Regions from separate parts of the Mus musculus genome. Here all the other regions are linked to region 1. A link is a loop called in an ENCODE intact Hi-C map of the cell type or tissue named here. Cell type or tissue: left cerebral cortex. All regions are shown on one strand. Region 1 holds the start of N4bp2l2 (NEDD4 binding protein 2-like 2). Region 2 has its middle 37 kb from the start of Gm52797. Region 3 holds the start of Brca2 (breast cancer 2, early onset). Region 4 holds the start of N4bp2l1 (NEDD4 binding protein 2-like 1). Region 5 overlaps Fry (FRY microtubule binding protein). Region 6 overlaps Fry (FRY microtubule binding protein).

Evidence for each region. Peaks named below come from ENCODE experiments on the same cell type or tissue, not always from the same donor. Only the 100,000 strongest peaks of a DNase experiment are listed, where the experiment ranks them.
Region 2: it touches region 1 in a loop (6-fold over the local background); 7 of 42 quality-filtered maps call a loop at or near these places.
Region 3: it touches region 1 in a loop (7-fold over the local background); 20 of 42 quality-filtered maps call a loop at or near these places.
Region 4: it touches region 1 in a loop (7-fold over the local background); 6 of 42 quality-filtered maps call a loop at or near these places.
Region 5: a loop joins it to region 1, with 2.6 times the contacts of the local background. A loop is called at or near these places in 19 of 42 quality-filtered maps.
Region 6: a loop joins it to region 1, with 8 times the contacts of the local background. A loop is called at or near these places in 19 of 42 quality-filtered maps.

Annotation. Positions count from the first base shown.
Region 1 is chr5:150,663,972-150,668,971 of GRCm38, forward strand. It overlaps N4bp2l2 (NEDD4 binding protein 2-like 2), which reads right to left and starts at 1,641. Exons shown (of 6, transcript NM_201369.3): 1 at 1,530-1,641. In left cerebral cortex, a CTCF peak has its summit at 1,904 (motif pointing left); DNase peaks (open chromatin) are centred at 1,388 and 1,772; H3K4me3 peaks cover 1,631 bases; H3K27ac peaks cover 1,190 bases.
Region 2 is chr5:150,165,980-150,170,979 of GRCm38, forward strand. It overlaps a transcript of Fry not described here. Among named protein-coding and RNA genes, the nearest start is that of Gm52797, 37 kb to the left of the region's middle. In left cerebral cortex, CTCF peaks have their summits at 2,926 (motif pointing right) and 3,689 (motif pointing left); DNase peaks (open chromatin) are centred at 1,623 and 2,898; H3K27ac peaks cover 1,335 bases.
Region 3 is chr5:150,520,075-150,525,074 of GRCm38, forward strand. Brca2 (breast cancer 2, early onset) reads left to right here and starts at 2,547. Exons shown (of 27, transcript NM_009765.3): 1 at 2,547-2,822; 2 at 3,101-3,205. The coding sequence starts at 3,139. In left cerebral cortex, no CTCF peak of the experiment used is centred here; DNase peaks (open chromatin) are centred at 2,140 and 2,521; H3K4me3 peaks cover 1,463 bases; H3K27ac peaks cover 598 bases.
Region 4 is chr5:150,590,179-150,595,178 of GRCm38, forward strand. It overlaps N4bp2l1 (NEDD4 binding protein 2-like 1), which reads right to left and starts at 4,347. Exons shown (of 5, transcript NM_133898.4): 1 at 4,086-4,347. The coding sequence starts at 4,258. In left cerebral cortex, no CTCF peak of the experiment used is centred here; DNase peaks (open chromatin) are centred at 3,035, 3,261, 3,506, 3,925 and 2 more places; H3K4me3 peaks cover 2,894 bases; H3K27ac peaks cover 2,370 bases.
Region 5 is chr5:150,457,935-150,462,934 of GRCm38, forward strand. The region is part of intron 51 of Fry (FRY microtubule binding protein); the gene reads left to right. Among named protein-coding and RNA genes, the nearest start is that of Gm5, 42 kb to the right of the region's middle. In left cerebral cortex, a CTCF peak has its summit at 2,095 (motif pointing left); no DNase peak of the experiment used is centred here; H3K4me3 peaks cover 991 bases; H3K27ac peaks cover 1,555 bases.
Region 6 is chr5:150,438,954-150,443,953 of GRCm38, forward strand. Fry (FRY microtubule binding protein) reads left to right here. Exons shown (of 61, transcript NM_172887.2): 46 at 533-703. Among named protein-coding and RNA genes, the nearest start is that of Gm36299, 34 kb to the left of the region's middle. In left cerebral cortex, CTCF peaks have their summits at 2,904 (motif pointing right) and 3,533 (motif pointing left); a DNase peak (open chromatin) is centred at 2,919.

The sequences.
Region 1 (5,000 bases):
GAGGGGCTTAGGGGTGTGGAATTCAGCATAGCTACACACTAGACACACTATTGGCTTCAGCAAAAGGGCATCAGGACTTTGTTCTTGTGGGCTGGGGGCTTATCTTGTTCACATAGCAACCAGTTGATGTATGACTTTACCCGGCGCCAAGGGGCAATAGACAGAGGGGAGGTTCCAGCCAGATGGTGTCAACTCAGACAAGATAGCCTTGCCTGCGTCCTTGCATTCCTTTTCATCTTTACAGTCAAGAGCCCTGCCCTGGCATCCGGGCTCATAGACAACTCTTTTACATGAATCACAAGTTACAAAATCTCATTTTCCTTCAGTACACTGTACCACAAATACCTTCCTGTTTAAAATCATCATGTCTTTTGTAGTATATACTTTAACTTCCAAACAATTATCTCTCTTTAGCATCCAAATACCAGGTTAACTAAAAACGCAGTCTTTGTGGGGTCTTTTTCTTTTAAGTAGTATAAAAGCAGTTTTCCAATTGAATGTAATAATTTGGAAAAAAAAAAGTTTTGAGTTTTAGTGATGATACAAATTATGCTTAGGGAAAATAATCAGAAAACTTTAAAAATCAAATCATTCATCTTTTCTAGTAGTTTCTCTAACTTGAAAAATACACTTTTTAGGCAGGGTGGTCTATGACTGCAACACTAGCATTTGGCAGGTGTTGAAAGGAGCTCAAGACCAGCCTGGACTACACAGTAAGTTCAAGGTCAGTCTGTATTACCCAAGACCCTGTCAATAAATGTAATTAAAATTACTCTTGACAGGCCGTGGTAGCTCAAACCTGTAATCCTATCAATAGATTTCCAGTCCAGTATGGGTTGGCTACACAAATGGGTTGCAGAGCAGCCTGGTTGGGAGAGACTATGTCTTTTTAAAAAAATCACAACTTCGCTTCTCTTGTCATAGAGGGAGGGGCGTTAAGAAACCAAAAGCGCTCTTTTGGTCACATCTGGCCTGCTCTTGGAATCAAAACCCAAACCCTACAAACGAGAAGAAAGGCGACAAGCCATTAGCAGAGACGAAGGAAGCTCCAACTGCGGAGAAAAGCCAGGTTCCCGGAAAGAGCCCCCACCTCGGCCACATGCTCCCATGTCCTCAATCTAACGTCAAGAGCCAACCAAGCAAGTGCAGCAGGGTGGACCGACGTCGTCAGCGCCCTACCTGCCGGGCCCCCAAGGCCTCCTGACCGGGGGCGGGCTGCCAGGCCAGGGGCGCTCCGGCTTCTCCGTCCCTAAGGAAAACGTCAAGATCCCTTCTAAGAATCCGGGGAGGTCCCGAAGGCTGACAGGCTTCTCTTGGGGCTTCCACGCTCGCAGTGAGGCGAGAGCTGTGTCAAAGCCGGAGGTGCAGGCGCCAGCCGTTCGCTCAGACGAAACCGGAAATACCTCCCTCACCTCCACCGGGACCCATCGCTCTGTAAGCACTTCCACCATCTTCCTCTCCAAGCCCTCCCCCACCCCACTCCACCCCCTCCAAAAAAAAAAAAAAAGAACTTCCGCGAACACACGAACCTCCGGGAAGACGAGAGACCGTCCAAAACGTAGCTATTAAACGGAGCTGGAAAGAGACGCGAGGCTGGAGCAGTTTCATACGCAAGATGGCCGCCACCTCTAGGATTACCCATGCAGCACCGCGGGCTCACGCCCGGCATTATGGGGATTGAAGTCCGGCGTCCCGCAGTCCTCGTTTACCTCAAGGCACCGAAACTCAGTGTTCCAGAGTCCATTGCAAGACTTACAAGCTATTTTGGCCACCAACGTAGACTCAGTCTTGTTCCCCGCCCTGTAGTGGGGGGAAGTTTCTTAAAGAAACATCACCTTTATCTATAAAGGCAGCGACGTCCTCTGGGGTTCACGACTCAAAAAGAACAAGAGTGCTTGGCGCCCCCAGGTGGATGGACGCGCAAGCCTCTGTGGTGAGTGAACAGTTTTCAGGCTTTTCAGGAGACAAAAGAATCAGCCTAGGCTTCAAAGGGGAAAACATTTTGTGTAACAGAACTCAGTTGCTATGGTTTCTCAGAAACACCATTTAGTATAATTTTAAGCTTCTGAACAACTGTGGCAAAATAGAGTGCCTGCACCTCAGAACCCCATAACAGATGACTCTTGGGGAGAAGAAATTATAAAGTATCTTACTTCCAGATATAGGAAAACTGCTATATAAATATGTATTGAATTAAAACTAAATACCAACCAAATGACTAGCTCCAGTTAAAGGTCTTTTTTTTTCTCCTTTCCATTTCTATTAGCCTGTCGTCCTCTCCACCCCTTGTTTCGTTTGGGCCCGCACAAGAAGATCGGCCATCTCAGCATATTTGAATAAGTCTTGTCTCCAACACAATAATGTTTTTTTTTTTTTTTTAAAGATTTATTTATTATTTTAAGTACACTGTAGCTGTCTTCAGACACACCAGAAGAGGGAGTCAGATCTTGTTACGGATGGTTGTGAGCCACCATGTGGTTGCTGGGATTTGAACTCTGGACCTTCGGAAGAGCAGTCGGGTGCTCTTACCCTCTGAGCCATCTCACCAGCCCCCACAATAATGTTTTAATTTATAAGTATAATAGATAAAAAGCACAGTGAAGCCGGGCAGTGGTGGAGCACGCCTTTAGTCCCAGCACTTGGGAGGCAGAGGCAGGCAGATTTCTGAGTTCAAGGCCAGCCTGGTCTACAGAGTGAGTTCCAGGACAGCCAGGGCTACACAGAGAAACCCTGTCTCAAACAAAACAAAACAAACTAAAACAAATCACTATTTTATTTTATGTGAGTGTTTTACCTGAGTGTATATATACATATATATACACCTGAGTGTGTGTGTGTAAATATGTATACACACACACTCTCTCTCTCTCTCTCTCTCTCTCTCTTAAGAGTGTTGTGTAAAAGAGAGAAAACCCATTTACTTTATGAAAAGCAGTGTCCTCGTCCCAGTTCTTACCAGTCCCTATTACTACCCTTCTCTTGTGAAGACTCTGGTGGAGTGTTCTAGAATGTAACACCAAATCTATTGTCTATTCTGCACATTGCTCCAGCACCCTCCTATATCCCATTGTCCCACAGCAGCTGGAAACACTGTTCCTTTAACATTCACCACCACCCCCCCACACACACACACAGCTTCAGTCCTGTAGTGGCTATTCCAGGTTGTCAACTTGACTCTATCTAGAATAAACTACAATCCAGAATTGGAAAGCTCTCACCTGTGAGCTAATCTGGAGGCTGGGAGATACAAGTTTCTGACCTGGATTTTGGCATGGAGACCTTGAGGCATAGTGGCTCAGAATTAAAGATTAAGACAGGGAGATCTCTGAGTTCAAGGTCATCCGGGACAAAGCAAGTCCCAGACAGATCCAGGCATGGTGGCACACACCTTTAATCTGGGCCACACTGTCTGCTGGAGACCTACATAAGGACATTGAAAGAAGGAAGATTCACTCTCTCTCTTCTTCGCCTCCTTGCCTTGTGGGACTGATCTAGATGTTGGGCTTCCATTCACTGCTGCTGCTGACCATTGTTGGGGACTTGAATTACAGACTGTAAATCGTCAATAAATTCCCTTTCTGTATAGAGACTACCCATAAGTTCTGTGACTCTAAAGAACCCTGACTAATACAACTTCTAAGAATTGAACCTAGGACCTCAAGTATGGCAGCTAAGCCCTCTATCATTGAGCCAAGCCACCACTGACGTCTTGAAACATGATTTTCATATAAAAGTGTATATACTGCCTCCTTCAGTTGATGCTTACTATAGCACACCAGAACCCATCAGCATCCTCTGAATATGAACACCCTCTTAACAAGATTCTGGTGTCATTGTCAGAGATTACATATGTGATGGCTATTCTTGGTCGTCAGCTTGTCTATCTGGAATGAGTCACAATCTGGAAATGGAGGACATAACCTGTGAAAGATTTTGTTTGGTCTGGAGTGGGAGAGTCCATTTCTAGTTCTGACCTTTGAGATGAGAAGACACATGCATGCCTTTGATCCACATCTTGAATTGGGAAGAAATGCCTTTAATGTTCACTCTTTCTGCTGGAAGTCTATATAAGAGCTCGGAAGCAGGAAGCTTTTGCTCTTTGCCTGCTAGCACATCCATTCCTTCACGGGCACTGGAGCCTTCTTCTATGGGATTCCAGCATAGATGGAGGACCAGCTGAGACACCCAGCCTTGTGGGACTGAGCAACTACTGGGTTCTTGGACTTTCTGTTCACCGCAAGCCATTGTTGCATTAGCTGGACTGCAGCCTGTAAGTCATTCCAATAAATTCCATATATGTGTATGGACATATGCATATATATATATATGTATACATATACATACACGTGTACATATAAAGAGAGATTTATTCTCTATGTTCTGTGACTCTAGTGAACCCTGACTAACAACAAATTATTTATCATTCACAGTAAATAGCAGTTTGATGTATCATTTTGTACAACCTATTTCAGAACTACTGCAGCATATTTCACAAGTCTCAGTTGCTGTAATCTATATTCATAAATGATGGATTTTCAAACCAGAGTGCTTACATATAGTGTGTCCGAAGCTATGATTGTAGTATCACACCAGTGGAGGAAAATGTAGAAGACAATTATTTCAGATATTCCAAACATTGAAGAAAATCAGTAAAGTATAAATGGCTGTAGAGACAGGAGAACCTATTAGTTTTAAGTTAAATTTATTTTCATTTTATGAAGGAGTCTGCAGCGGGCAGAAGTGAGCGTCAGATCCCCTGGAACTGGAGTTAGAGGTAGTTGTGAGCCACCACGTGGGTGTTGTGAACTGAACCCAGGTCCTCTGCTAGAGCAGCCAATGTTCTAACCCATCTGTCCACCCCAATGAAAACCTTACTGTGTGCTTTGCCTGTGTGTATGCCTGTGTACCACATGCATGCAGTGTTCAAGGAGGCTCCAAGAGGGCGTTAGATTCCCTGGAACTGGAGTTACTGATTGCTGTGAGCCACCATGTGGGTGATG
Region 2 (5,000 bases), 500 kb before region 1:
GGCAAATCTATGGGACATTTTCTTGATTTATGACTGATGTGTGAGGGTCCAGCCCACTGTGGGTGGTCCTATCCCTAGGCAGGTGGTCCTGGGTAGCTAAACAAATCAGAGGAAATAAGTCAGTAAGCAGTGTTCCTCCATGGTCTCTGCTTAAGTCCCCCCCCCCCCCCCTTTCCTGGCATCTCTCCCTTTCCTCCCTGAGTTGATTTTGGATGATATTTTCTCTTAGCAACAAACACTAAATCAGAAGAGTAATAAATAAACTCCACAGGACTTGGGAAAGTGAAACGAGGTACCGTGACCATTCAGCCATGCTTGACTAGATCCTGGGCGTTTTAGGGCAGTCTTTATTCTATGTTATTTTGAGAAGTGTAGTCCAGGCTAGAAGCAAAACTTGCTGGGCTCACAATAGGCTGTTGCAGCCTGCTAGTTACATTGTTGCAGATTTTCTCTTCAGTTCAATGCTCTGGTCACCCTTCTCTCCACAGCTTGGGATAAGACCACAAGGGTGCTAATTGATATCACTTGCCACTTGTTCTAAGCTAACCTTCAGGCTTCCGGTGGCTGTCTTCTCTATATAATTCACTCCTCTCGGGCTGCCTCTCTGATACCTGTCCTGAAGTAGTTGCTTGCTACCATGTTCCTGAGCTCTTCTGGGTCGGCCCTAAAGATTTATTTCTAAGTACACTGTAGCCATCTTCAGATACACCAGAAGGGGTCATCAGGTCTCATTAGGTGTGGTTGTGAGCCACCATGTGGTTGCTGGGACTTGAACTCAGGACCTTTGGAAGAGCAGTCAGCGCTTTTAACCGCTGAGCCATCTCTCTAGGCCCTGATTGAGTTTTTCAGAGTTCCGTGTTTGTGGTCTGCATCCGTGAAGAGGGCTGGACTGTGGCTGGTGATCTGATAGGTCTCCCTGGCTTCATTGTCCTTACTCATGGGGTTGTGTGGCAGCCATAAACTCCAAGTAGGTGTTAACAGAAACAAAAGGCATGGGTGCTTTTCTGGTCTCTGCCCTAGCCTGCCCCCTTCCACTCTACTTTTTGTTTTGTTTTGTTTTTGTTTTTCGAGTCCTCTCTACTTTTGACTGGTGCCAGTGAAATAGGAAGCAGGCCCAGTGGCGGGATCCAGTCTGAGTTAACCCGTGTAACTACAACCCCTCTGACTCCTAAGCCAAGCTACACCCCTTCCCTAAGGGTGTGGGTAAGGCCAAACCCATTGACCAGAGTAAAGAATTTTTTTGTTTATTTGTCCTTGAAGGACTATTTATGGCATCTTAACCATGTGACACTCTTGAGACTGTAATTACAGAGTTTCGTTTGAGAAAAATCTATAACATTCCTTGTCTTACTTTCTCCATCTGGGATTTTGTATTGAGAGCAGTCTTATCTTGGTGGCCTGTCCCCTCCCCACCCCCACCCCCCTTGAGCATCCCCAGAGGCTACTGTGTGGTTTCCTTGGTGGCTTTTTTTTTTTTTTTGGAAACACTCTCCTGTTGCTAGGCAGATGGACCAGATTACATAAAATGTAGATTTTTTTTTTTTTTTTTTTTTTTTTGGAGAAGCTCTTTTGAGGGGCTAGGACCTGCAAGAATCAAAAGGCAGCTTGCGAGGTTTCCAGGAATGAGGCTAGAGGTTTAAAAACTGACTGATCAAAAGGATTTGAAAACAAAACAGAATGGCTTGCCCTGGTTTCCTTTTCATATATTTAACAAATGTGCACAGGGTGAGGCCATTCTCCTTCACCAATGTTTATTTCTTAAAGTTTGGTTTGTTTGTTTTTTCTTATTATAAGAGAAATTCCCTCTCATGACCAAAAGAACAACGACAACAACAAAAAGATAAAATTAAGAGATAAATTACAGAATGTAATTCTGCCTTATATGGAGGCAAATTAGTGTGTGTGTCTTTTTTCTGTTCATTTTTATTATCTCTCTGAGAATTTCATACAATGTATTTTTTAAGATTTTAATTTTAAAAATAAAATAAAATGCACATAGATGTTTTATCTGCATATAGGTGTGTGTATTGTGTGTGCACAGTGCCCATGGAGACCAGAAGATTCCCCTAGAACTGGAGTTATAGATAGTTGTGAGCTGCCTTGTGGGTGCTGGGATTTGAACCTGGGTCCTCTGGAAGAGCAGCCAGTGCTCTTAACCACTGAGCCATCTCTCCAGCCCAGCCTACAATGTATTTTGTGTGCATTTGTTTCACACACACACACACACACACACACACACACACACACACACACACTACTCAGAATCATTCTCCCTTCCCTTCCACAGAACTCATTTGAGTCATATTTTCTTGATACCTTCGTTTCTGTGCTTTAGAATATTTGCTGAATTCCAGTTAGCTTTTTAATACTTCCAGTTTGTTTGACTCCTACACAGGAACTCTAAAGTCAGTTCTAAATCCATGCCAATTAAAGGAGCAACTTTTCATTCCTGAGGCGTGAAACCAGGCTAATGGCACTTTGGACAGTAAATCTTCTTTATTTAGAGATAGGGTCTCAGCCTTCCTCAGGAATTACAGTAGTGTGTGTGTGTGTGTGTGTGTGTGTGTGTGTGTGTGTGTGTGTATGCGCACGTGCCACGCGCGCCCGCGCATGCCCAGCTATTCAACCTTTTTAATGGTAAGTTTAATAATTGTGTGCTTTCCTTAAATATAAGCTCTTGTAAATCACCAGTAGCTCTTCATGGAAGTTTCCCACAAAATAAGCACTATATAGAATTCCAGAGATTTCCTTTTTGAGCCCAAATGTTTGCCACTCCACATGACACCGGATCCAGTTCCACGTGTGGGCATGGTTAGCATCCAGGCTGGTTGTTTGAGACATTCCTCTTTAGACACATTAGTGGTTTCTCACAAGGCTCATTTCCAAATGGCTATAGATGCAGTCGGTAATGACGGTAAAGATACGAAGCGAGCACCAGAGGGAGCTAGAGGCACGCAGTTGTCTGCATCCACACAGCGCCCTTAATGAAAAAAGATGCCATGAAATTGAAAAAGAGCAAGGGGGAGGGGGTGGGGTTTATGAGAGGATTTGGAACGGAAAAAGGGAAGATGGAAGTGGTGTGGTCATATTATAATCTCAAAAAATAAAAGGAACATTTTAAAGCAGTATTTCTTTAAAAAAAAAAATGCTATCTTGTCCTGAGCAGATATTTTTGAAGGGATAGAATATAACGTTAATATGTGACCTATCTTTTCCAGCATCTGGAATTTGGTTTTTTAGCAAACGTTTGAATGTGAATGACTCGAGTTTGAATCTTAAGCATCATTTAGGGAGTCTGAGTATCATATGCAAACAAACCAGCCTTATACATGTAATTTCTCATTATGATCCTGTAAATAAATATCATCAGGTGGTTTGCATCATAAGGTGAAGTCAATAAATCTGTGTAAATAGCAACACAGATTTGTGTGTGTGCGTGTGTATGTGTGTTAATACAAAAATTAAAATCCAGGCTCAATACTGATAGAAGAAACTTTCTTATTGCAAATGTTGTGATCTTAAAACCTCAAAATGAAAATTTCATAAAATGAACTGAGACTGGAGAGATTGCTCAGTAATTAAAAGCACTGGCTGCTCTAGCAGAGAACCCAGGTTCAATTCCCGGCACCCACATGACAGCTCACAACCAGCTGTCACTCTAATTCCAGGAGATCCGACACCCTCTTCTGGAATCTGTAGATACTACACGCACATGATGCATGGACACATGCAAGAAAAATCATAGACATAAAATCAGTAAATCTAAAGAATTAAAAAGAAAATGAACTGAATTGAAACAACCGTTGAGTCCTTCCACTTTCTCTCCCTTCTTGTTTCTTCCCTACCACCAACCCGGATGCAGTCACAGGCCTCAAAAGAGTCAGTCTGAATGCATGGTCATATGACTTGGGTCCCTCCTCTGGCTTATATGGATCCATTGTCCCATTTTATCCCTGAATTCTTTTTTTTTTTTCCATTTTTTTCAAGACAGGGTTTCTCTGTGTAGCCCTGGCTGTCCTGGAACTCACTCTGTAGACCAGGCTGGCCTCAAACTCAGAGATACACCTGCCTCTGCCTCCCAAGTGCTGGGATTAAAGCCATGTGCCACCACTGCCCAGCTTATCCCTGAATTCTTTGAACAAGGCTGACAGAGTCTTTGTTAATACTACTGATTAAACTAAAATCAGATAACTCTGCCCAACATGTATAATTCCATCCCAATATATATTGGAATAACTGACCTAAATCTTTAATTGTTTGGACACTGTAAGGAAAGAGTAGGCATAAGGAGTGTTTTTATTGTTGTTTTGGAGGGTTTTGTTTTGTTATTTTTTTTTTCCAAATATGTCTTTCTCCCTGTAAATGACGTGGTTCCTCCAGTTTCATGGGTAACTTTTGCTGGAAGAGAAGTTCACTTTCTTTTCTTTTTTTTAAAACATTTTTTAAATTTTATTTATTATTATACAATAAGTACAATGTAGGTGACTTCAGACACACCAGAAGAGGGCATCAGATCTCATTACAGATGGTTGTAAGCTACCCTGTGGTTGCTAGGATTTGAACTCAGTACCTTCGGAAGAGCAGTCAGTGCTCTTAACCTCTCAGCCATCTCGACAGCCAGCAGTTCACTTTTGTAACTGCAGAAGCACCTCTCGAGCCCCCAGGCCAGTGAAACCAAATAGATTCACTTTATTTTATAGCCATCACCAACCTCTATCTCCAGCTGTCTTTCCACATTTCCAGACTGAAACTCAGTATCCACCGATGAGTGAAAAGTATTCTGAGGTATTCTAGATCTAATCAGAAGAGCCAGAGAAAGGAGGGAGAAAGAAAGAGAGATGACACTGATTCATATGTGATAGGCCGAGCAGAAGGAAAAAAAACACTTTGCACGTGTGGGTAAGGGCCAGACCTTAAGTTGACCCCTGCACTGACCTTGTATGTCCTACCCACAACCCCACCCAGTTCAGAAGCTTTGAATGCTGCAACCAAACCACTGT
Region 3 (5,000 bases), 140 kb before region 1:
TCTGAGTTCGAGGCCAGCCTGGTCTACAGAGTGAGTTCCAGGACAGCCAGGGCTATACAGAGAAACCCTGTCTCAAAAAACCAAAAAAAAAAAAAAGAAAAAAAAGAAAAAAAATGCACTGATAGGACTGGAGAGACAGATCAGCCATTAAAGGCTAGGCTGGAAACCAAAAATTACTTCAGTGGAAACATCAGAGAGACGGGTGACAGACAGGGAGAGATCTCAGCTGTAGGCCTCTGATGCTATTTGATAGCATTCTTGGACCTTTGGTTCATATGGTTTTGTTAATATATTCTGAAGGGTTTTTCTTAATGTTTGTTAGGATTAAAGGCACTACACCATAGAGGTGGGTAAAGAATACACTTTTAGCCGGGCGCTGGTGGCACATGCCTTTAATCCCAGCACTTGAGAGGCAGAGGCAGGCAGATTTCTGAGTTCGAGGCCAGCCTGGTCTACAGAGTGAGTTCTAGGACAGCCAAGGCTACACAGAGAAACCCTGTCTCGAAAAAAAAAAAAATACACTTTTAGGGACCTAATGACAGCAGGCAATACATTGTAATTAGGCTCTGAACCAGCAATATTCCAAACTCTTCACAGTTACCGAGTTTTAATCAACAACCTTTGTAGACACAGCTTTTCCCCCTAGAGATTCTCATCCACACAATATTGAACTGCATCCTACAGATTTGCTAGAAGAGATTTGATACTCTCCATCACACACCTAGACATAGAAGGTAACTCTGTGAGGGTATGACTATACTAACTGTAAGACTTTTATTCAGTATTTACAATATATATATGACCATCAAGGTGCAGTGCACATCATATACATTTTTATGAAAATAATAGATTTAACAGATAATGGATTGAATTCAATAATGCTTGGTAGTTAACAATCTGAGTAGCTGAGCTCAAATCATACAAAGTCTATTAGAACAGACAGACATGGTTGGGAGGTTCCTTGTACCAAGAACACAAAACGTAGTCATGAGCTGTTAAAGGCCAGGAGGGTGTGATACTGAGCTATCTTTCAGGGGGTGAAATGTGTCAAGGCTTCTCATTATTCCACTCTAGTGAGACACCTCTCTCCTCCGACTTCCCCGGGGGAAGAAGCAATTTTTTTCTTTTCTAAGTAGAAATTACTGTGCATTTTATTGTTTGAGTGCTTTGTCTGCATGTACATCTATCTGCACGCCAGGAGAAGGCATCAGATCCCATTACAGATGGTTGTAAGTCATCATGAGGGTGCTGGAAATTGAATTGAGGACCTCTGGAAGAGCAGCCAGTGCCCTCAACTGTTCAGCTGTCTCTCTGGCCCCAATATGTTTTTTTTCCAAGACAGAGTTTCTCTGTGTAGACCAGGCTAGCCTCGAACTCATAGAGATCAGCCTGCCTCTGCCTCCCAAGTGCTGGGATTAAAGACATATGTCACCTTTGTCTCATTTTACAAGCTAACAAAACCAAATGGATTTGAATCTAAATTTAGAACGTCTACCAGGCTAGTTTTTACCCACTGGACAATGCTAAACACTTCATAGTATTGTTAGAAACGTTCAGCAAGCAGTAGTTTATTACTAGATAATATCATAGGCCTCTTCTTTGCTAAGCAGACCTACATCAAAAGTTTTAGTATTTTTTTACAATAGTGATACTTCTTGCTAAAACTAAGGATTACAGCTTACCAGACAAAATTGATACCAATAAACCAAGCAGACTTTTCTCAATCGTCTTTATTGTAGTGCTGAGTATCTAACCCAGACCCAGAGTCTCTACTATTGAGCCAGATTCCCCAACCGCAGGTCATTGTTTTTCTAATCCAAGAGGACCTTTTAACTGCTTAATCATGTTCTGGAAGCAGCAAGGCCTCTAAGATCTCTTGTTGGATCCAGTCGAGGGCTTTCTAAAGTTCAAACTACAAACCTACAGTAAGCCATGCACTGGGCTTGTTACTCAGTAAATTCAGGGGAGAGGTAATAATGTTTCAGTTTTCTAGGCCAGTTTCTGGAAAAGTCGGGAAATACGGTGATCGCATCCTAAAACCTGCAGAAAGGAGTACTAATATTGCAGGACTGCTATTTAACTGCGTGCGTGCGTGTGTGTGTGTGTGTGTGTGTGTGTATGAGAGAGAAAAGAGGGGGAGGGGGAGAAGGAGAGAGAACACTTGAGCCCAGGTCCTACCACCCGTCCTCAATAAGACAATTAAAAGCGCCAAATTAAAAGTGTAAAGCTGAAAGATTTATTTAATGTGACGACATTGAGAAGAGGGTAAAGAGATCCAAAGAATCCCTTCCAAGTCTATCTTCAGGGTTAAAGTAAACAGAACTCCAAGAACCCCGAAGATACAGAAAAAGAAAGTATAAACAAAATTTTAGGCCACAGCGGGAAACAGACACACACACATATCGTGAGGGGAAGAAAGGAATTCGGCTGGGGATGGGCGAGCACATGCTAGCCGGGAACAGGCACAGAAGGAGCTGCTCGCTGACTTCCCGGTGGCACTCGCGCCGCGTCCCCGTCGCGGGGTCATGACGTCACGGGCAGAGCGCGGGCTTTTCGCGGGAGCGGGAGCCGTGAGGCGTTGCCGTCAGTCAGCTACCGCTGCGGGAGCGGAGCGGGTCGGTGCGGCCGGGTGTGGCGGGCGTGCGCTCCGGGGTCGTGAGGCCGTGAGGGACGCGCCTGACACCCCGGAGGAGCCAGTCGACCTCCTTCACGGCCACCCGGAGCAGCTGCCCCGGTGCAGCCCGCGGCGTCCTCCCAGAGGGATCCGGCGCGTCCAGAGTCCGCGGTAGCTGCCCCGTTCTGCAGTCGCCGGATTACCTAACGTGTGTGTCTCGGCTCCCTGATTAGTCAATGTGAATAATTCTAAATAACGTTAGGTTTGTCTTGTCATTGACTCCCACCATAGCCACTTTCGGGTGCTGTGATGTATCTAGTAGCCACTTGGTTGGAAGCACAGTTATAAACTGTCCCCATCTTCATGATAAGTTCTGCTCTTGTCCCAAAAGATAGGCCTGAGGTAGGATAAGCTTCCAAGCGATTCTGGTTTTACCTGTCACAAGAAACCAGGCTTGTGCAGTGTCTGTTATTTTCTCTTTTGCAGACTTCCTTACCGAGCATCGGAGAAATACTGTAGAGAAAATGCCCGTTGAATACAAAAGGAGACCAACTTTTTGGGAAATTTTTAAGGCGAGATGCAGCACAGCAGGTATTGAGGAATTTTATAAAACCTGGTAAATTAAGTCCCATTAAAAAAATATTTTCAATAAAATAAGTCAAGGTGAATGCTTGCTTTAAAAACAAACAAAAACCCCAGCACCTGGGAGACAGAGGCAGGTGGACTTCTCTGAGTTTGAGGCCAGCCTAGTCTAAAGAGAGAGATAAAGGGCTTTATAGAGAGCCTCTGTCTCAGAAAAACAAACAAAAAATTACTTGAGCTAGGTTATAATCCTATGGAAGCTGAGGCAGAAAACTGAGCCAGGTGGATTAAATGAGTTCAAGGCCAACTTGGGCTACATAGGGAATTCCTGGATGTCAGGAGCAACAGAGCTTAGACCTAATTAAAAACAAAACACAAAAGAGGGATGAAAGTGACCCTGGTCTCTGCATTTGTTCCTCAGCATCAATTTAGCAGGCATTAGCTGATTCCTGTAATCTCACCTTTGGGAGGTAGAGGCAGGAGGATCAGGAGTTGAAGGTGATTTGTGCTGTAAACAGGTCGTGGAGTCAGATCCAGTTAACATAATCTTTTCCTGGTCAATCAGATGATGTAGAATACCTAAACTGATGGGGAACTAACTCTTTGACTTCCAGTGGAAAGAACTGTTTTGAAAGGGCTACGAGCAAATCAGAAGCATTGGTGATGCTAGTGATGAACACTTTTCAAACCTTTTATGACTTATTTTGTTTTGAGCTGTATGAGTGTGTTTGTGTATTTGCTCTGTGTGTGTCGGTGCCTACAGAAGTCAGAAGAGGACATCAGGTCCCCTGGAGCTGGAGTTGCAGGTTGGTTGTGGGCTGTGATGTAGATGCTAGACTGAGTTTGGGTCTTCTGCAAGAGCTTCTTAACCCAAGAGCTTCTTAACCACTGAGTCATTTCTCCAACCCTAGCTTTCTCTGTTAAATGACATCGTCTTGCTCCGTAACCATGACTGATTTACGATTTGCTATGTAGATCAGGCTGGTTTCAAACTTGCAGTGACCTTCCTGAGTGCTGGGATTGCAGTGTGAACAGCCACACCAGGCTCTGAATTAGATATCATAAATAAATATTGACAGTGCATGAAAAAGATCACATCCATTAATATTACAACTGATCTGATAAGTTTTTGAAGTCTGGAAGAAGTCAGCTACTGTTAGTTCTCTAGAAATTGTTAATTTCATTTTGAAAGCTCACATCTCATCATTAGCAACACACTTTTGTCTTTACTATAAAAGCCCACTTCATTCTAGAGAAAATGCCTGCCAAACTTCTGTCTGCAAAAATGCTACATGCATTTTGTTTCTCAGAAAGGATTAAAAAGGCAGGCTAAGGAATTAAAGCTTGGTCCCATCGGTGGCTTAGTGGGTGAAAGTGTGTGCTACATAGGTCTGATGACCAGTTTCTAAGCCAGAAGCAACATGAAGGTAGACTCTTGATTCCATGTGCACACATCAGATACACGGCAATGAGAAGGTTGGAGCATGAGCTTCATACTGTTCCTTTTACGTTGTTAGTGAGTCCCTGGCATTCTCCTGTGGATTGCTAGGCAATGTTAAGTGCTAGTGCAGTTGGGTCCACTGCCTTCTGTCATGTAGGTGCACCAGGTGTTTACATACCTCATTCCTTGTTGTACAGATGTTGACATTGTGAAAAGGACAAAGAACACCATGCTCTAATTATGAAAATATATTGAACCCCCCTATGCCGTGGGTAACAGCTATATAGGGTGGTTGGGTCCTGTTTGACATTTTGTTGTTGCCATGTAAGAATCTTTCTCATGTTTATTTGAAACTCTGGCCCA
Region 4 (5,000 bases), 74 kb before region 1:
GCATTGAGGCACTGTTCCACATCCCACCCTGCTTGCCTAAGAACAGAACTGATTGTTACTAGTTGTTTCTTCCTGCTTGTTACTCTGAAACACCTTCTAGGCCCTGTCTAGGCCCTGTCTACAGCCTCATTGAGAGTAAGTCTCAGAAAGCAAGGGAACATGGTCACAGTTGATTAATGACTGTTGATTAGCATGGCTGGCCTTCACAGCCCACAGCCCCTGTGTTTAATATGCTCTCTGTGATCTTCACAGTGAATGTATTTGTGGGGTTGGCTCAGGTGTTAAAGGAATCAAGATAAAATGTCATAGTTGTTAAAAAGTTCATCTCCTCATGAGTTTCCTAGCCTATGTCCAACTGGAAATCAACCTATGAAAGACTTCCTTGAGAGAAGGACACAGTTACTAGCCAAGTCATTAAACACAATCTTTACTGCGCCTTGATGTTTCACCTTTAAAAAGTTACCAAGCAAGGCCACTCTGGTCTACAAAGTGAGTTCCAAGGCAGCCAGGGCTATACAGAGAGACCCTGTCTGGAGGGAGGGCTCAGCAATTAAGAGCACTTGTTGCTCTTCAGGGGCCAGGGTTTGATTCCCAGCACCCACATGACCATCTGCAACTCTAGCTTCAGAGGAGGCAGTGCCTTCTCCTGAAGTCGTCTCTAGGCATCGAGCACACATGTGGAAAACATACAAGTGTGCACACAAAACAACCACACACACATATCTTTCAAAAAAAATTTTTTTAAGTTACCAGGCAACACACAACTAACTGTTGCTGAAAATCATAAAACAAATGAGGGGAAAGTCTACGGTCCCGCTACTAAAAGTCAGCACCCATGGGTGTCTACTTATCTTCTCACTCAGTTTGTTTTTTTCTAAGCATCTATACAGACCTCTTTCTTTGAGCATAAAATGAGGTTTGCGTGTCTGTGTGTAGCTTTCTTCTTAGTTTGTTTTTCGTTTTGGGGGACAGGATCTCACCTATCCCAGGTTGGTCTTGAACTGACGATGTAGCCAAAGATGACTCTGAACTTCTGATACTCCTGCCTCTACTTCCCAAGAGCTGGGATCACCGGGACAGGCTTTTAATTTAATATCAGGGAAGAATACATTTACAGGTCGTGTGTGTGTGTGTGTGTGTGTGTGTGTGTGTTTCCATCAATAACTGTGTGACTCATAAGCCAATCTATTTTTATGTTTACTATTTAATCAGGAAATTATACTTATTTAAGTTATCTTACTTTCTTCTGTCACAGAAAGACATATCTCTGATGAGCATTCCTCTGTGTCCGCATGTTTGTGCAAACATTTCCTTAGGATGAGTTCTCAGAGCTGGAATCACAGTTCATAGTAACCACCTATCCCCAGACAATGCTCAACCGAGAACAGATTTTAATGTAGACTTAGAGCACATGCTAGCTCGGGTACTGTAATATGGCTAAAATGTTGAAACCAGATAAAAACCCAATTTAAAAGGAAAATCTGAAGAATTCAGAAAGATGTTTTCCATATCCCAGCAAGTTGGACATGAAGATTCTAGAATACAATGTTGGCTTGAAAGACAAGACATATCCTATTTTTAAAAGAGATTTTATTAGTTATTTAGTCAAATGAGATATAAAAGTTAAGCAGGAGATGAGCCCATATTTGCAAAAACTAACTTCCTCTAACGTTAAAGAAAAAGATTTTATTTAAAGGTCTGGTTTAAGAAATACACGTCCATTATAGAAAATGTTGAAAGCATATAGATAAAATGACCCTCAGGATCCAGTAAGGACATAATAACCGTACAGTGTCTCCGTTCTACATGGTGTTATTTAAGGCAATCTTCTATTCTTCTCTCTCCTATTCCCTCCCTGGAAAACATGGTCTGGGAAGGTCTTGCTGTGACTTCCAGACTGGTTCTTACTTGCAACCCACCCTGCGGAACTTTATATATAAACCCACAGCCCACCGGGAGGCATGCCAAGGCTTACATTGCCCCTTACAGTAGGGGGCCGAGTCCATGGTTTGCCTCCTCTGGTCACAGCCAATGCCTCTGTAACTCCGAGGGCTTGTCCTGCCAATCAGTCACCTAACCAGTGACTACATCTCCAGTGAGTGGCAGAGCTTGGCTAGGAAGCCATACTTGACTCTTTAGATCTGGCAACAGGAAGTTACGAGAAAGATTCCCATTGAACCCTCTAACTTAATCACCTCTTAGTAGTCACAGAGAGGCGTCATGGTTGCTTAAGACAGCAGCTAGCTAGTGATGAGGTAGATCTACAGCAGGCTTCTGCCTTCAGGCCGGGGCTCACCCAATCTGTCCCTACGGGTGTTTAATGAGATGTTCTCTTGTCCGATGTCTTCTGCTTAGTCAAATGTCAAGCAGGAATTAAAATCCTAGAAGTGTAGAAAAGGAGAGACAGAAAGGACCCTTAAAAGGCTCCCCGGGCCAAGCCCTGGCTTTCCAGTGCTGACTCTCGGCTTCTTTTCTTCCCTATTCTCTGATCCTCACACTACTTCCTCTCTCAGCGATTAGAGATGCCATGGCTAAAAGTTACTTCCTTCTCTGACTTTGAGCGTGTGGAGAATTTACAGGCTGTCAAAGTGAAAGTGAGATCGAACAAGGGTTGGCATCCTGAAAACACCCGGTAACAGATGTACCCTCTGTGAATTGCTGGATCACAAAATAACCAAGTTGTCCCGGGTTCCAAGGAGGCTCTCCACTTGGAACCCAACCTACCACTGCCAGGAGCTTCCGGAAAGAACCTACGGAAGGGTGTCTCAGAAAAGGGTACCAGTGTGGCCTTCGCAAGTCATCTATCCCTCTAAGATGCAAAGGTAGCAATTTTCGTTAGCTGGCTGCTTCTCCACAAATCAGCTAGAACCCCAATACAAATTGTCAGTCCCTTATCTGGCCGTGTCAGTTTCCCCATCATCCACATCCAAAAGATTCGGGCCCTCCCCCTATGATCACTACCTGGTGCCATGGAAATCAGCATGTGACCGCGGGCTACCTTGATTCTTCAGCGGTTCCAGGGTCCTAGGGCTAGCCTTATCTGATGAGAAGGGAAGCAAGCACACAGGTGGCAAGTGACTGCTTCTATCGACTAGTGTGTGCCCGATAACGTTCACGGAGGGTAAGACATGGCCCCTATCTTCAAGTATCTCACAGAAGGCAAAAGCAACCGTGTGCAAACCTAAGCGCAGTCACAGAGATGTAAACAGGAGCCAAGACGCTGAGAAGGGCGGGCGGCTTCTACGGCAGGGTGAGGCAGCTGCGAGGGGAGGTAATAGAACCGGTTTTAAAAGGCTAGTGAGACCAGTCGGGCAAAGGGTGACGGTGGGAAAGCCAGGCAGGAGGGTCAGCATCCTCAACCCCAGCAAGGAGAGAGAAACAGTCCAACGTTGCTGGAATACCAAGTGCAGGGCAGGAAGTGGAGGGCGTTCAGGCTGGAGCGGTGGGCCTAGCAAGGTGCAGCAGGCAGCAAGCCCGCGCAGTTCTCTCTGCCCGGGTACCCGAAGGGCCGCTTACGCAATTCGCGAGTGATCGAATTTGGGCGCCCGCGGAGAGGCTGTCAGTGACGGTCGGTGGTGGCGCCGCCAGCCCCCCGCCCCCCTCCCCAGAGCACCTGTGCGCCTTCGCAGCCGCCAAAGCAGCCGCAGGCTGCGCCGATCCACCAGATCTCAAAGCGGGCCCCCGGCCAGCGCCGCGCGGACCCCCGACCCGGACATCCCCGAACTCGCTCCGGTGACAGCGCCTGTGGGCGCCGTGGCGGCTGCCTGCGCGCCAGCGGGCGGGGAGCGGGTTTCTCTGCAGTCACCACCAGCTTTTCCCGAAGAGCAGTCCCCGCGGGCCTCCCCGACCCGGGGCTGGGGACGAAGGTTGCCGGGGAGTTGGGGGTGGAGGGGTGGGCACCAGGCCCGGCGCGGCGGGGAAGGGCCGGCGGCGGCGTCTTGGGGCTTGCGCAAGGCGCACTGCCGAGGTCCGTCCTCCCGGGCCGGCGCGCGGCAAAGCTCTCGGGCGCGCGGGGCAAGGGCAGGGGCGGCGCGCGGAGCCGCTCGGGGCAGGAGCGCGAGTGGGCGCCAGGCCGCTCTCATTACCTGGCCAGCGTGGTTTTTCCCGAGCCCGGGAGGCCGCGCAGGAGGTAGAGGTGTTTCCTAAAGCTGTGGCGGCGCGGAGGTGGCCCCCGAGCGGGCGGCGGCCGAGGAGGCGGCTGCTGCTGCCGCTGTTGGAGGCTCAGCCTCCCGAACGATTCCAGAAAACTGTCCTCCATGGGGAGGGGGCTGGCGGCGAGGGCCCTGAGCTCCCTTCCTGAAGTCACGGTCTTGGCCAAAGCTGTTGTTTTTGTGACTCTCCGGCCATGTGATAGATGGAGGGGCGGGCGCTCGGAGCCCGGCCCCTCCTCCCCGGCCCCGCGAACCGCGGGAGGGGGCGTCTCTACCTGTGAGGCCCCGGCGCTGCCGGGGAGTCTGACAGCCCGGGGAAGCGTGGGTGACGCAGCCCCCAGCGCTCCCTCCAGCCCCCCGCCGCCTTCCGCAGCCCTTCCCAAGGGAAGGGGCCTGGCCCCGGGGACACAGTGGGAGGTTTCCCTGCAGTCACTGTGGAAGCCCAGCCCTCTGCCACGGCTCTGCCTCATCTCACTTCAGACCGGCCTAGACCTTGAAAGTAAATACTTTCCGTGGGAGATTAGAGAATGTGACCAGCGCATCCGAGCAGTCACAGTAAAGACTGTTGTCTCCCCTACTGCCTGTGAATCAGTCAGCACCTGGCTGGGGTCCCAAGGACTGAGGTACACTCCTTCAGGGTCCTGTACGTTTCCTTAGTACCGGTACCGGCCTGCCAAAACTATCCTTAAAAGCTGTATGCAACTTTTAAGTCTCTTGTTACTCCTTGGGTCTCGGGTGGACTCAGGAGGCTTCATGAACACCTTCCGCTGCCACATAGCAGGGGAGATTGTCATGGTACCATTTATATAAAACCAAATTCAAGTTGCAGGAGTTGGCAGCACCCACTGG
Region 5 (5,000 bases), 210 kb before region 1:
TCAAACACTCGCTGACCTGCCTAAACGAAAGTGTTGCTTTCTCTACTGGCCACACTCTCTATAGCAAGTTCTCTAGTTAGAAAGTTGTGAACTCCGTTTTGCATCAAGTTCTGCAAAGAACAGCTGCCGCACTGTTGTACAAATCACCCCGCCCTTCCTGTCTGAGCCCGAAGCAAAAGTTGCCAACTTGTTTTTAAATGGCAAAGATCTGAATCGTAATGACTACACAAAGACTGTGTGTGTAGTCTGAGGGAGAATTTTTTTTGTTTTGTTTTTAAATCACAGGAACGCATCATTTCTAAGCCTGGGACCTGGGCAAAATATGCTAACAATTCCATTTCTAATTGATTCAGTCACTTCAAAGCCTGCTGTTGCCACCCCTAGAGATCGGAGCCCTCAGGCTCCTGTATTCCTGTGTTGTGTTTAATGAAATCATTAGTGCTTAGAATGAAATATGAAGCATGAGACAGATCCGCTGTCTTAGCCCTTCGGGGTTGCTTGGTGGTCGGCATTCCAGACATCTGGGGCAGCTGAATTCAAGTCCTGGCAGGCGTGTGCAGATCTGTCTGTTTGGAATGGCAATAATAAGATTCATTGCTGTTATCTGGGGGCCTGGGAGGAGGAGAAGAAACACCTTCGATTGTACAGCTCAGGGCACGTTCCCTGGGAGAAGCAGTGCCTTGCCTCCAGGGAATGAAAATTCAAGATTGTGACATCTAATGCTGCATTGGTCAATTCTGACTTAACTAAATGCACTCTCTGTTCCAACTGCAGCCTTTACAGTTAAAGGCCCAAAGTGAAAGTTGATTATAGCCTGTGGTAGGTAGGCACCTCCTAACTTAACTGTGATCTAATGGGAAAATGAGAGTCTGAGTGGCTGACAGAAAGAATGTGACTTCTGGAAAACCCACTCACTCATGTGTAGTTGAGCCCCAGGTGCCGACTTCTGTTGTCCTCCCAGGTCCAGGTCTGCCCCATGTCTGACCCAGCAGGAGAGATGCAAGTGCATTGCACACTGAGTAAACCCAGACCTAAGAGTGTCAAAGCTCTGGCTAAGGCTGGCAGTGTTAGTCAGTGGTAGAGCATTTGTCTACTATATACTCAAGGCCCTGGGTTGTATCTTCATTGCTACCTCCCCACCCCACCCCCACAAAAGATAGTAAGAGAAAAAAGTACTTCCGGATATTGTGGTACCCACCTTCAACCTGAGCACTGGGGAGGCAGACACCAGCTGATTTCTGAGTTTAAGGCCAGCCTGGCTACAAGTGAGACCCTGTCTCAAGAAACAAAAAAGAAAGAGAAAAAGGAAAACAAAAAACAAAAAAACTGACCCCCAAGGCACGCTTAAATGAATGCCTGCTTAATCTTCTTCTTAAACTGTTCTCAAACCTATTAAGAGGATTTCAGGGGATTCTGGCAACCATAATTAGTGACCAAGAAGGAATTCACTAAATGCAGCGAAGATAGTTTTGAAGTGATAACACAAAACACATCAGTCTGGAGTCCTGAAATGCCTGTGAGCCAGTGCTGCGTGCTCTGCTGAGGTCAGGGCTCCTTGACCGAGCAGCTGACCTAACTCTGGTCTTTGGTTAGAGTTCAAGGTCAGCACCCTCTGCTTTCCAGAAGTTCAACTGACATCAAAGGCAGCATCCTCCTGTCTCAGCCCCAGGATGGTATTACACAGAGTGGCCTGGAAGGCAATTAGACATAATTCCAGAACGGCTAGTTCAGAGGCAGAATACTTATCTAACAAGTCTAACAGGCTTGACTGCCTGACTATCTCAGCCCCAAGAAAAGCAAAACAAACAAACAAACAAACAAACAAACAAAACTGAAGCTGTCCAGGGACAATAAATGATAAATACCAGAATGTATCTTTCATTATCTCTGTATTGTCCTAAGCAACAGCAACTGACAACTGAAAATCACGTAGGTTACTTTATCACCTAAGGTTAGGATGTTAGAGAGCTGAAGAGGAGGCTCAGCAGTTACCAGCACCAGCTGCTCTTCTACAAGACCTGGGTTCGGTTCCCAGCACCCACCCAGTGGCTCACAGCCATCTGTAACTCTCAGGTCCAGGGGATCTGACGCCCTCTTGTGGCTTCTGCAGGCACTGCATGTGAATAGTGTACATCATGTACATCCGTGCAGGCAAAACACTCCATACACAGAAAATGAAATCAGTATTTTCAAAGATTAATATTTGTATAAGGAGCTCAAGAAAATAAGAAAAATGAATCTAAACAAAGTAGTAAAAAAAAGAAAAAGAAAAAGAGTAAACACTTTTGTAATCCCAGGTACTTGAAGGCAGGAGGGTCTCCTGAGCCCAGGAGTTCAAAATTAGCCTAGTCAGCACAGATGACCCTTGTTTCAGAAGTAAAGAAGAAAACCCTTTGAGGAAGCTTTGCAGTTTCTGGACTAAAATAAAAGACACAGAGATGTTGAGAGCACAGTAAAATGAAAGCATTTGAGCCTGAGTCCTCATGACTCAAGGTCTGCCCCTTGGGCCAGTGGGTATAATTAAAAACTTTCGGGGTGAAGAGATGGCTCAGCGGTTAGGAGCACTGACTGCTCTTCCAGGGGTCCTGAGTTCAATTCCCAGCACCCACATGGTGGCTCACAACCATCTGTAATGGGATCCGATGCCCTCTTCTGGTATGTCTGAAGATAGCCACAGTGTGCTCATATACATTAAAAAAAAATACATCTTTAAAAAAAAAAAAAAAACTTCCTGTGGACCTAGCATGAAGGGTCAGATGCCCTGTGCGGGCCATGTGGAGCAGTGTCGGGCATGCAGCTGACATTCTCTGTGCCAGCCATCAGACAATCCCACCAGTGGCAAATAGCTCGTGACAAAGCCAGTGATGTAAACATACTCTGGCTTCTTCGTCAAACATGATTGCCAAAACAAAAACAAAGAAACAAAGTCTCAAGTTAATTTGGGCATCTGAGTAAGCTCTTCGTCACAGCTCTTGCCCTTGGAGTTTGCAGGATCTTTTAAAGGGGCTATATCCCCGCGGTGCTAGATCATGACCGCACTGTTAGCTTTGGAAGTGGGACCAACGGATGCCCCTCTCTGACCCTCTTTTCTCTCCCATGATATTTAAACATTTCCTCACAAACAAGGGTTCAGACATTCTAAATAAATAGGTGTTAAGGAGAACAATGTTGTTGCTGAAGTAGGAAGCTGCTTCCGCACGTGGGCTCCTGACATCACTTCAGCCTCATCTTCTGCCAGGAAGACAAGCAGGAACTCTGAGAGCAAATAGTGATGCTTTTTTCCCTTGGAGTTCAGGCATGTTTTCCTTCTTTTGTAAGAGTTGTGTCTACTGAAGAATATGTTGCTAGCACTGTTGTTGTGTGAAAACTAAAATGCACTGGGGTGTTTTATACATTATATCATTTTAAATAGAACTTTTGTTTGTTTTTCTGTCCATTCAAACTGCTCCCCCAGGAACTTCAGGTAAGACGATGTTACTCTTACTTAATTCTGGTGCACAGGCAGGTGCATTGTATCTTTGTGTAGTTCTATAACAACCGGAGCGCTTCACCTTCCCTCCAGCACGTCTGCCTATCTGTGTGTAGACTTCTTCTTAAGTGTTTGATAGATGAGGGTTTGTTTTTTTTCGGGGGTCGGGGGGAAGGAGGATTGTTTGTTCGTTGTTTTTTGGTTTGGTTTGGTTTTGCCCTGCCCCTCCCCCTTGGCTGCTCTAGTATCGAAATATCTTCTAAAATATAAAAATGCTTTCGTATCCTTAGTTCTGGAAGTTGCATGGTTGCATCTCTTGAGAGGAGATAAGTCTTTGACTGTGGTCTAGGGGTAGGCACCGTACTGCCTCCTATGAATGGGTTTTGTTGCCCTGTAAATGGTGAAGGAAATCAGGCTGAGGATGTACCTAAGTGGTACAGTGTCTAGGTAGCAGGAATTGAGGCCCTGAGTTCCAGCCCCAGTACTCCTGGAAAAACAAAAATCAAAAACAAACAAAACAAAAACCACTTTCTTTTCTAAAAATCCAAAGCTATCGCTCTGTGTCTGGCAACTAGATAAGTTAATTTTCATCCAAACCAGGTGCTCTGCAAGAAAAAAAAAAAAAAATGGCTGATAATGGTGTCTGGGCCCAGGCCTATGACAGTATATCATCTTAAGCAAGCTGACCCATGACCCTATCACTTTAGGACTCACTTAAGTAGCTTTATTTGGAAAAATGTATTTGATTATTTATTTATTTGTTTGTTTATCTATTTATTTAATTTTGGCTAGGGGTAGAGCTTAATAGGATATTGTTTTGTTTTTTTGTTTTTGTTTTTGTTTTTTGGTTTTTCGAGACAGGGTTTCTCTGTGTAGCCCTGGCTGTCCTGGAACTCACTTTGTAGACCAGGCTGGCCTCGAACTCAGAAATCCGCCTGCCTCTGCCTCCCGAGTGCTGGGACTAAAGGCGTGCACCACCACACCCGGCTCAGGAGATTATTTCCTTATCATGCACAAAGACCTGGTTCAATTGCTGGCTCTCTAACAATAACATTTTTAAACACAGTTTCGTTTTAAATAATTTCAAGAATATTATCTTTGACACTTCAAGGGTATTTGTCAATATTCTGCTATCTCGGGATAAACTCTGGGTGTTATGTTTAAATTTGACAGCTATATGTGCAAATGGTCCATCTGGAAATAGCTGCTCTGTATTTTCACACACACACAATCTGGCATCATGAATCAACAGGGTTTTGGCTTTTTACCTTGTATGTGACCTAAGGCACATGGTGGGCATCTGGTGCAGAGGCAGGATGGGTGGCTCCAACCGAGGGTAGTCAGTGCTATGCTGAGAAAGCTGAGCTTGGAGCTAGAAAGATAGCTCAGTGGCTGCTCTTGCAGGGTACCCAAGAGCACCTACAGGGCGGCTCCAGTTCCTGGAGATCTTACACCCTCTTCTGACCTCCCCTGGATAGCACACACATGGCGCCCAGGCACACATGTAGATGGAACATTCATACACATAAAA
Region 6 (5,000 bases), 230 kb before region 1:
CATTATTAAGAAAAGCAAGTGGGAGCCGAATGGTGGTACAGTGCACACCGTTGATCCCAGCATTCGGGAGGCAGAGACAGGTGCATCTCTAAGTTCAGGGCCAGTCTGGTCTATAGAGTGAGTTCCAGGGCTACACAAAGAAGACCTATCTCAAAAGAAGAAGGAAGGAAGGAAGGAAGGAAGGAAGGAAGGAAGGAAGGAAGGAAGGAAGGAAGGAAGGAAGGAAGGAAGTGGGGAGGCAGGGAGAGGCAGATGGTAGCTGTTGAGAAGGCTCAGCAGGTAAAGGTGCTTGCTGCCAAGCTTGCCGACCAGAATCCATCCTGGAATCCACATCTAGGCAAAGTTAATGAACACGAAGCAAGTGGAAAGATTTGTGAGGGAAAGTGTGTACTAGTGAATGACTCGATGAAGCATCTCCGTCGCTACCCAAAAGCATATGGGCTCTTCTCCAGACGATCAGGACTTAGAATGTTTGCTAACGTCCCTTCCCGTCCATTGGAAACGCTCTAAATTGGTCTGCTTCTCTTCAAAGGTTTGCTTGGAAGAAAAAAACCCTAAACTTTCCAACCTGGCTCACGTCATGACCCTTTACAAAACACACAGCTACACAAGGGACTGCGCCACATGGGTCAACGTGGTCTGTCGCTACCTTCATGAAGCCTATGCCGACATCACCTTGAACATGGTCACCTACCTGGCAGAGGTAATTGTTGACGCTAAGGATAACATCAGTTTAACATCCATGGTTCACATGAGTATAGAGCTTTGACAGTAAGTGTCGTGCCTTGTGCTGGGAGACCAAGGTCTCCAAATGCTAATGGATTCATTTTAAATCCTCACAACACATCAGTGAGTGGGGTATTCTGTGAAGAAGCTGAGGCTGGGCTCTGTTAACTCATGAGCTGTAAGTTCAAGATAACTGACCCTAGATCCATCGGCCTCCCTTCCCATCAGCATGGCTGGGATAAACTTGATCCTAGCCTGGCATGAGAGCACACATCTGTAATCCCAGAGGTAAGAGGTGGGAGTGGGGAATGGCAGTCAGATCTCATCAAGAACTTAGTATGTCGCTAGGCATGTTAGTAATTGATTGTTCTAAACTAATTAACAAATTATAATCTAGACAGAAAATATCATTGCCTCTTGTCTGTACAACTAGAAGCATGTGTGTTTCTAGCACAATCCTTACAAACTCTTACTCTGAGCTTCTGTACCATGGATGTGAGATGTCTGTAGCATTTTACAAGGCAGACGATCTCATGTATAGCACCTCCAAGTGACCAGCATTTTAAACACCCCTCCTACACAGCACTCTTGCTTCCAATAATCCCCTGGTCATACCTTTTCCTGCAAGCAAACTCACCCTTCTCTCAGCACCCAGACAGTATGAGGAAAACCACCACATATACCCTGCTACCAAAGCAGGGGACATACAGCACCCATCCTGAGGGGGTAATGAGTAAGATGACCATGTAGGAGATTTTGTCTAGAACGTTTACCATAAACATTTTAAAAGTACAAATTGGATGCGGTGTGTACATATAGTAGAATAATATTCTGTCTTCAAAAGGAAAAAGTTATGAAGCCAGAGAGATGGCTCAGTGGTTAAGAGCACTGACTGCTCTTGCAGAGGACCTGGGTTCAAATCCCAGAGTCCACATGGCAGCTTACAGCCATCTATAACTCCAGTTCCTGGGGATCTGATGTCTCCTTGCATGGGATCTGAGCTCACATGCGACAGACATGTATGCACATACATACATTCATACATGCAAAACACTCAAATGTAGGAAATAAATCTAAAAAAATTTTAATAGATGCATAAATTGTACTGTTCAGCCATTAGCCCAAAACTGTCAGCAGCCTTGCTATGACGACCTCTCCGGCTTCCTGCCCTGTGGAGTCTATCAACTTCTGTTCTATTTCTTTCCTTCATTCAGGTCCTGGCCTTGCCCTTGCACACACACAGACTTGTATTGCTCTGCTCTGTCTGCTTGATATTTACTTTGTGTGTATAAATACTTGATATTTACGCATGAACGTGACACTCCACTTAACACTTCCCTGTCCCATTGCTTACATTTGTGATTTGTTTGTGCGGATGGCCCTGTTGCCACATTATCAAGGGACACTTGGTGATGTGTCAAGTGGTCACTCACTTTTTAACCAAGATTTACTATTTCGTTTTAATTGTGGGGGGAGGGGAGGCAGGTGAGTTCTGTACCTGCAGAGGCCAAAGCAGGGGATCAGATCCCTGGACCTGGAGTTACAGGGGGCTGTGAGCAATCTAACATGGGTTCCGGGCATCAAACCCTGCACCTCTGCAAGAGCAGGGTGTGCTCTTAACCACTGGGCTGTCTCTCCAGTCCAATCATGGCTTTGTATTAAAAAGCACTTTATGAAATAGTATTGTATGGTCTCATTTCCTAAAGTAGAAGTACCCCATCAAAGGGCGTGGCTATGTGGGTGCTCTTAGCTCTATACATTTGGGGACTCGGTCTTCACAAAGGCTTTCTCAATCTACAACATTAGAGATGATCTGTAAATATTTTTGTTTTCCCCAGTGCCCACTGAATTTTGCTATTCTATGTGTCCTTTTGCATAATGATCTGTTTACACTTTTGCACTGTTTTCTTTGTGTGTTCTCTTGTTTTGTTTTTATATCTTCTTTCCAGTCGATGTAGTCATTTTTCCCACACAATAGATTAATGTAGCTCTCTGCTTTCTCGTGTGTGTAGACTGCTCAGTTACCTCTTCTGATGTGCGATTTCAACGTCTACCTGCATGGTTTCTGTCAGTTCTTTGCAGTAAATCTGAACAGTGAACTTTTAAAATAAAGCTTTTTAAAAGTATCCTTATTTTTATGTGTTAAAGGTACTTGGGCATGTAGTACCTTCACAAGCCACAAGAGGGCGTCAGGAGCTCTTGATTAGAATTGACAGTTGTGAGCTACCATGTGGGTCCAAGGAAACGAACCCAGGTCCTCTGGAAGAGCAGCCAGTACTTTTTTTTGAGATAGGGTTTCTCTGTGTAGCCCTGGCTGTCCTGGGACTCACTTTGTAGACCAGGCTGGCCTCGAACTCAGAAATCCACCTACCTCTGCCTCCCGAGTATATGGCTAACTGAGGAATAAGCGATTAATGATTTTAAATCTGTTTTGCGTAAGCAGATTGAGCTTGTTATAATTTTTCCTCACAGGGATAGGAGAATAAAGGGATAGGCCATATATTTCGTTAGTGGATCTAGGATAATAGAGATTCGGATTATTCCGTAACCCGGCTGAGCAGCCAGTACTTTTAACTGCTGAGCCCTTACACTATCTTTTGACTTCATAGGCACCTGCATGTATGCAGTGCACATAAATTCACATAGGCACACACATACACATAAATACATAGCTCTTTTAAAAGGCTTTATGGAGATTGCAGAGGTGTTAAGGAGTTAAGAACACTGGCTGCTCTTCCAGAGGGTCAAAGTTTGAATCTTAGCACCTATATGGCAGTTCACAGCCTAACTCCAGTTCCAAGAAATCAGATACCCTCTTCTGGCCTCCGTAGGCACTGCAAGCATGTGGTATATAGACTTATACACAAGCCGGACCCCCATACATAAAAATAAATAAATAAGTATAAAAGTAACTTTTACTCGCCTGATGTAATTGTTGTCTCTGAGGCATACTGTCTCCACCTGCTAACCTTCCTGGTCCTGGAAGCCTCTAGCCTCCATACAATCTTATCTAGGCCTAGAGTGTTTTCAGCCTCTGAGACTTGCTCCTGAATAAGCTCCCCCTTTCTTGTTCTTTCAAATTGATCTCTGGTGGGCTGGTTCAACTCAGCTGTTCTGACTTAAACTCCTCTCCCAGCTGACTGATTCAATCTGGCTTCTCAGTTTCTCCTGAATGACCTCATGCTAACTTTGGCAATATGTTCTAATCTTTTGGCTCATTCTCATTCTCTGGCTCTCTCTTTTTCTCCCTCTAACCTGTCTCTGTACAACTGTCCCAGTAACACTGGCTCTGCCTCCCCCTCCCCCTCCCCCTCCCCCTCCTCCTCTTTCTTCTCTTCTCCACACTGCTCTCTCTCTCTCTTTTTTTTAAAGATTTATTTATTTATTATTTATTTATTATATGGTATTTACAGACACCCCAGAAGAGGGCATTGGATCCCGTTACAGATGGTTGTGAGCCACCATGTGGTTGCTGGGAATTGAACTCAGAACCTCTGGAAGAGCAGTCAGTGCTCTTAACCGCTAGGCCATCTCTCCAGCCCCCTGCACTGCTCTCTCTTAAATAGCTTCCCTTTTTACTTAACCAATAGTTTTAAGTCACGGAACAAGGTTTACACAATGGCCTGTTATCATGAGAATTCACCTAGACCTTCAGAATTTAGCTTTACAATACATAGCAACAGACTAAACCTCAATAACATAGTGAAACAATATCTCAAAACAAAAACAAACAAGAAATATAGACCTTTTTAGTTTCCTTGGTCTCCAATGCTAAATTATCTAATTGACATCTTTAATGATATATGAAATATTTCTTTATTTCATTAACCAATTCTGAATATTCTCAATTCCTAACCTTTGCCAAGTTGATGAGCAGCAAATTATATCTTTAAATTTATAATTTCAATAGTGCCCCATGGTTTTCCTTTTGAGGTTTATTTTCTGATTTTTTTCCCTACTATTTGAATTCTATGTTTATAATTCCAGACCTCCCTGGAACTGCCTTCATTATCATCTATTCAATAACTATGATTTTGGCCTGGAGTGGTTACATGCGCCTTTAATCCCAGCCCTTGGAAGGCAGAGGCAGGAGGATCTCTGTGATTTAGAGGCCAGCCAGTACTTCAGAGCTTTCAAAAAACAAAACAAGAGAAGACAGAAATGGCTAGGGGGTTTGTTTCCTGTCCTAAGCACACTGCAGTGATAGGGGTGTGGGGAAAGCTTGGGTACTTCTCCAATGGCTAGGGGTCCTGTTTCCCGCCCTAAGCACACTG